2 separate regions of the Mus musculus genome follow, and region 2 is linked to region 1. A link is a loop called in an ENCODE intact Hi-C map of the cell type or tissue named here. Cell type or tissue: heart. All regions are shown on one strand. Each heading gives the region's core, and the rest is flanking DNA. Links, peaks and the distances in the headings are about the cores only.

What was found. Hi-C counts contacts between places; a loop is a spot of excess contacts. Peaks named below come from ENCODE experiments on the same cell type or tissue, not always from the same donor. Only the 100,000 strongest peaks of a DNase experiment are listed, where the experiment ranks them.
Region 2: a loop joins it to region 1, with 8 times the contacts of the local background. A loop is called at or near these places in 17 of 42 quality-filtered maps.

The regions. Positions count from the first base shown.
Region 1 is chr13:89,666,526-89,669,449 of GRCm38, reverse strand. The region is part of intron 12 of Vcan (versican); the gene reads left to right. Among named protein-coding and RNA genes, the nearest start is that of Gm4117, 66 kb to the left of the region's middle. In heart, for the core only: a CTCF peak has its summit at 1,243 (motif pointing left); no DNase peak of the experiment used is centred there.
Region 2 is chr13:90,885,417-90,888,340 of GRCm38, reverse strand. It overlaps Atp6ap1l (ATPase, H+ transporting, lysosomal accessory protein 1-like), which reads left to right. Exons shown (of 7, transcript NM_001145879.1): 6 at 1,547-1,787. Among named protein-coding and RNA genes, the nearest start is that of Atp6ap1l, 18 kb to the left of the region's middle. In heart, for the core only: a CTCF peak has its summit at 1,424 (motif pointing right); a DNase peak (open chromatin) is centred at 2,090; H3K4me3 peaks cover 790 bases; H3K27ac peaks cover 2,474 bases.

The sequences.
Region 1 (2,924 bases), core at 112-2,611:
CAGAGACCCCACGTTAATTTTCCTTCCCTTCAGTATACTGAGTTTGGTAGAATCCAACTGCAGGCTTCCAGTGGGTAGTGATGCCTGAACAAACGTCTCTTTCTCCTTTGAAACAAAGCTGCTCTTTTCTTCTTCGGTTGTGGGCTCAACTAATGATAACAGAAAAACCATAACCTCCTGTAAAATGTAAATAAATCAGGACCCAGACCAGAGAGCATGGATTAGGAGAGCCTGAGATCTACCTTGCAGGGACGGCATTTGCCTCACTCAAGGAGAACAGTTAAATGTGTCCCCTGCAGGCTACAAACTAATGACTATTGTGTACTAGAGCTACCCAGGAAGGAAAGATGTTTTGAGTTTTGTAATAAGAAGCTCCCATGGCCTTTGTTTTCTTCAGATAACGATTTGTTCTGTATTCTGGAACATACAGTTGACTCAAGTGATTACCTAGTGGCAAGCTAACTGCTATCAGTGTGTGTATGCATGTCCATGTGTGTGCTTGTGTGGATGTATGCTCCTGTGTGTGTGTGTGTGTGTGTGTGTGTGTGTGTGTGTGTGTGTGTTCTAGGTGGGTACACAGGCTCTTGATAAAGTATTTTTGTATATGCAACTTGCTTGTATTCTCTGGAGATAGTCTTCTTGGCCTTGGTGACATGGGCTATATTAGGGCTTTGTGGCTCTCAGAGTCCAATAGTGGTTTAATGGGTCCCAGGTGGAAAAAAAAAAAAGAGTTTACACAAGTCAGCTTGTAGTATAGGTGTGATATTTTCAGAATGTAACTTTGCAGATTCATACAGCATGCATTTGATTTTTGTGCACTGGGGCATAATTATTTATTGGTCCTACTCTAAAGATATTGAGTAGATCTACCAGACATGATTATACCGTGTCTGATGAACTGTCACTGTTGATGTAAATCATTAGATGCTATTCATAGAAACATGAAAAAACAAGCTTTTGTAGTGCTCGTCTTAGGTAGAAAAGTCAGATGAGAGCTGTAATAGTCAATAGCAGAATAGGATGGAACTAGAAAATATAGCCTATCTATTTGTAAAAAAATCACAAAACTAGGAGCACATGCCACAGTGGAGGTCATGCCACAGTGGAGGACATGCCACAGAGGAGGACATGCCACAGATGACACTTTAATTTTTATTCTGCAGGTGGAGTTAATAATTGTGATTCTATATCCTGTGCTGGCACTCAAAGTACTACCATATTGAGCAGTCTATGTCACCACCTGGTGGTCACATTATGCTTTGTATTTTTATATGAACAGCACTAGTGTCTGCAGGGGTGTTGTTTAGGTTCGTATAGCTTTGAAATGTATAATATTGTAAGCCCAATAGTTAAATGCAAAATGAGATGATTTGCAAGCACAGTAGGAAACTAACAGGTACCTTAAGCTTCATAAAATCCTGGCAGTTAAGGTTAAAATTAGCCCCGTTCTTTCTTGAACCTTCACTTTTACACACTGTAATAGAAGCCAACAGGTCACTTCCTTGACTTTTCTTCTTGGCAGGTGAACCAAGAAGATTTCTGTAGTTTAGTATACAAACTTTTCTTCTGTAAATTAAATTATCTGTGTTTGGAGCAAAAAGGAAGACGAAGAGCTGTGATTGAATTTTTTATGGAATATAAATAAAAATTAAAGTTGAAAATTTAATCAATTTCTCCCAAAATTATCCCTGAAAAGGTGTCAAGTTACTTTTATCAATAGGGTATGTATGATATTTAAATGTTTTTAGCACCATCAAAATAGTTCCAAAACATAGTATTCAATTAGCTACTCCAGGAAATCCAAAGTATTGTGAATTTTAAAGTATAAAACATGATGACATCTGAGCTGAAGAATTATAGCTAAATATCTGGTTGGATACAGAGACAATACAAAAGGGACCTGACAGTCACAGATTCAAGATTTACAATGCCAGTGATATGTGAGATACCCAGAAACACAATTGTTAGCTGTCCAGGAAGAGAGGCCAACATTTACAAAGTGTGCAATTGGTTTTCAAGGATGTCTGCATAATAGACATCTCAGACTTCCCACCTCACTGGGGAATATGTTTGACTGCTCTTCTGGCCATTGTGGTTCATCTCTAATAGATTTAAGCAGAATTAATCTGTTACACAAGTCTGTTCGAATAAAGACATCCTCACATCCATCAAATGCATGCCTACTCCCTGCAGAGTTCAGAATAGGAAGACAAAAGATGATATTTGATCTCCTTGTTTACCAAGTGGGTGCTGGGAACCAAACCTGGGTCAGCTCTAAGAGCAACAGGTAGTCTTAAGTACTGACCCATCTCTCTAGCCTCATATTGAACATTTAAAAATTCTATGAATTCCTTCACCTTGTGTCCTAAGAGTTCTGATATTCCGATTGAAATTCACCTATCTTAAAGATAATATATTAGACTACTTACTGCCACTTTAAAAATAAATGCTTTATTAACGCTTTGAGAATTTTATACAACATGTTTTGATCATATTCATGCCCACTCATTTCCTAAATTCACTTGAAATATTTTTATATATTTTCTGGTAAATTTACACATGGAGATAGTACTTGTAGATCATATTCCTGCTTCCCAACTCCTCCCAGACACTCTACCTTGTGCTTCTTCTTTTTTTTTTTTTTTTGAGACAGGGTTTCTCTGTGTAGCCCTGGCTGTCCTGGAACTCACTTTGTAGACCAGGCTGGCCTCAAACTCAGAAATCCGCCTGCCTCTGCCTCCCGAGTGCTGGGACTAAAGGCGTGCGCCACCACATCGAGCTCCTTGTGCTTCTTTTGACTTCTTTCAGAAATTCTAGTGTATACATACGACAACCTCACAAAAACAAACCCCAAAACAAAAACAAAGACAAAAAACACACCAAAAAAAAAAAAAAAAAACACTGAAAATCTAAAAAGTCAAAGA
Region 2 (2,924 bases), core at 175-2,674, 1.2 Mb before region 1:
TCTACAAGGAAGCAGGCTGAGCAAGCCATGGGGAGCAAGCTAGTAAACAGCATACTTCCACGGCCTCTGCATCAGTTCCTGTCACCAGGTTCCCAACTTGCTAGAGTTCCTGCCTTGATTTACCTCAGTGCTGTGTGGTTATCCGGGAAGTTACCTCCCCAAGTTGATTCATGGTGTTTCTTATCATAGCGTTAGAAACCCCAACTGTAAAGTTTATACTTACTATGCTTAGAAGACCAAAAAGCAAAAAAAAAAAAAAAATGCTTCTAGCACATAAGTCCCTTGTAACTTGCACAAGCTGTACCCTAGCAGTCCCCTCCCCTTTCTCCAGACATTGAAGACTATTCCTAAATTGACTGAGCTTGTAAAATTTGCTGTTCTAGAAAGACGGTGGGCCATAAAACTAGCTGCTCTTCCCGCTTTCATAATCAAACTTGCTTACTCTGCTGAAAAAGATGACTAGGGCAACTGTAAGACATATATTTTAAAATTAGAGCCTGCCTACACAGACAGATGCATGTAGTCTGGTGGGTTTTGACTTTGTAAGCCTTGGCCTGACATGACTAGGGGCTGCATCTTGGGATGGCTCTCAGGTGCAGTCCTGGCCCCACCCTGGGTGTCAGTCCTTAAATGAAAAGACTCTGGTTATCAAAGTATATTTTTGGTCATGGTGAATCTCTAGTGAGCCCAGACCCCTCACCCTAACAGACTGGGCTGACTGCATCCCATCCGTGTCATGGAGAGTATCAACACCCTAGCCTCTACCTAGAATTAGATTGTTCAGAAGTGTTCTTTCTACCTCAGCTCCCAGGACTCTCCATGAACACAAATAGAATAAGGAGAATCCACGAGAACAGAAAGATCAGAAATATTGAGCTATAAGAACAAGAAAATAATTGATAATTCAACCAGTATTTCCAATTACTACCAATGTTCTAAGTCTGTCAGTCTTGAAATTTTCTATGTAATGTCTCATCTTTTAAAATAAAATTATCATGAATACACTATACTTTTTCATGACTAGAGAATGTTCCACGTTAATCGTTAGTGGTGAGGGTGATGGTCTCAGGTTGAATCTGACAGGCAGTTTAAACACAACATAGGAGAGAAACTAGGCAAGTGGTTTTGTCCCCCTAGACTCAATTCCTCATATATGACACTGGGATAATGTAAGAAACCTATTGCTATTATTTTATGACTAATTCTGTGTTAATATACACCTAAGTTTTAATTAAATTTGATAATGAACATAACATGCAATAATATACATACAATTTGATTCTTAGAAAAGAAAATAAAAAAGCGCCCTCCCACTTCGTCCCTGGAGGATTTTTGTATTATTCTTTTTCTTGTTCCCAATCATGTGCCTTCTTACCAACCTGGCTCTGGTTTGGCTCCGGAAAAGCCTCTTCCCAATTCCACAGCCTGACAAAAGAGGGCGCCATTGTACTGTTCACGGATGACGCCCGGCTTGAGACAGTTAAAAAAAAAAAAAAAAAAAAAAAAAAAACGCTCCAGCTAACACTTAATGTTCGATCCTTTTCAGGTTCACCCTAACCAATTACAACAAGCTGGCCAGCCAGAGTTGGTTTAGTTTACACCGCGTCGAGATAATCTTCAACAATTCGGTGCAAGCAACTTTTAACGCAACCGGTATATATGCTCTGTCAACTTACTCCTACCGCTGCCAACGGGTCAGCAGCCTGCGGCGGAATGATGCCCTACTGTTGCTTAGCAGCTCAGATGATGTGACAAGCCTGTGGGAGGTCACGTTTATTGATTTCCAGGTAATAAACTAAAACGCACTCTTTACTTGGTGCCAAAGAAACTCAGTTGAAGTAACCCAAAACAGGACGCTTAAGGAAGAGTGTCCGTGCAGTACCTTTAAGGTAGTGTTGGTTTATTCTGGATCTTCTGAGGTGTGAGATGGAGCAGGGTGGAGAGTTTCTTCTGCCTGAGCCCTCCAGGGCTCGCGTTTACTTTCCTGTTTACCCACTTCCCAGGTACTTATCTAAACCCTAGTGCAGCTGTGGCTGAAGCCCGGTGACTGACATTTCCTGGGCCCAGAGCTCTGTGAGGAGAGCCCTTCTGGGAGTAAACAGCGATCTTATCAGGGCAGATTAGAAGTACATCTGAAGTGGGAAAGACAGTGTTGACAGTTAGCCTGGGAATGGAATCGTCAGCCATCAAAAATAGCCCAGAGAGCTTGAAAACCTGGGAGAAACACATGTGAGCATGACAGGCGCCTTTGCAGTCAGCGTCCCAGCTGAGAGACATTCTCTCAAGTCCCTCTAATCTTGTTTACCTGCGGCCTGTCTTACTCACTGAAGCAGCATGCATGGCATTGCACATCCCTTATAAGGGCATGCATGTTCCCGCTTGTTCTTTATTTACATGGGTGTATAGATTCATGTCTATTTCTCTCAGCTTGGAGGAGGCATAGCGTTGATGAAAGGCCAAGGGAAGATGGGAATAACACGCATTTTGGAGTCAGGCAGATAGGAGTTTAAAATCGCTCCTCTACCACATGGCTAGGTTACTTCACCTTGTCCATATATGTCCTGTCTTCATCCATGTAGAAAGTAGGTGACTTCGTATGTGTGCAATACTCAGGACCATTCCAGGCATGGAATGACAGTGGCACTTATACCAGCATGTGCTAGTGGTTAAGACGGCCCATTTTATGTTATGTACATTTTGTAGCCGAAATAATAAAACAAACACTTGCTCAAAGACCAGGGATGGGGGTTTCGAATGAAGGAAAGGAAGAGAGGTCAGAGGAGGACTTTGCAGCCACCAGGGACGACTGGTTCGCAGACTCACAGGATTTGACTTCTGTGCTGGCTGAGCAAGGCTTTGAGGCTTTGGAGCAGCAGCAGAAGGGAGGAGCACCCCAGTACGTATTCACAGGGCCCCCCCCCCCC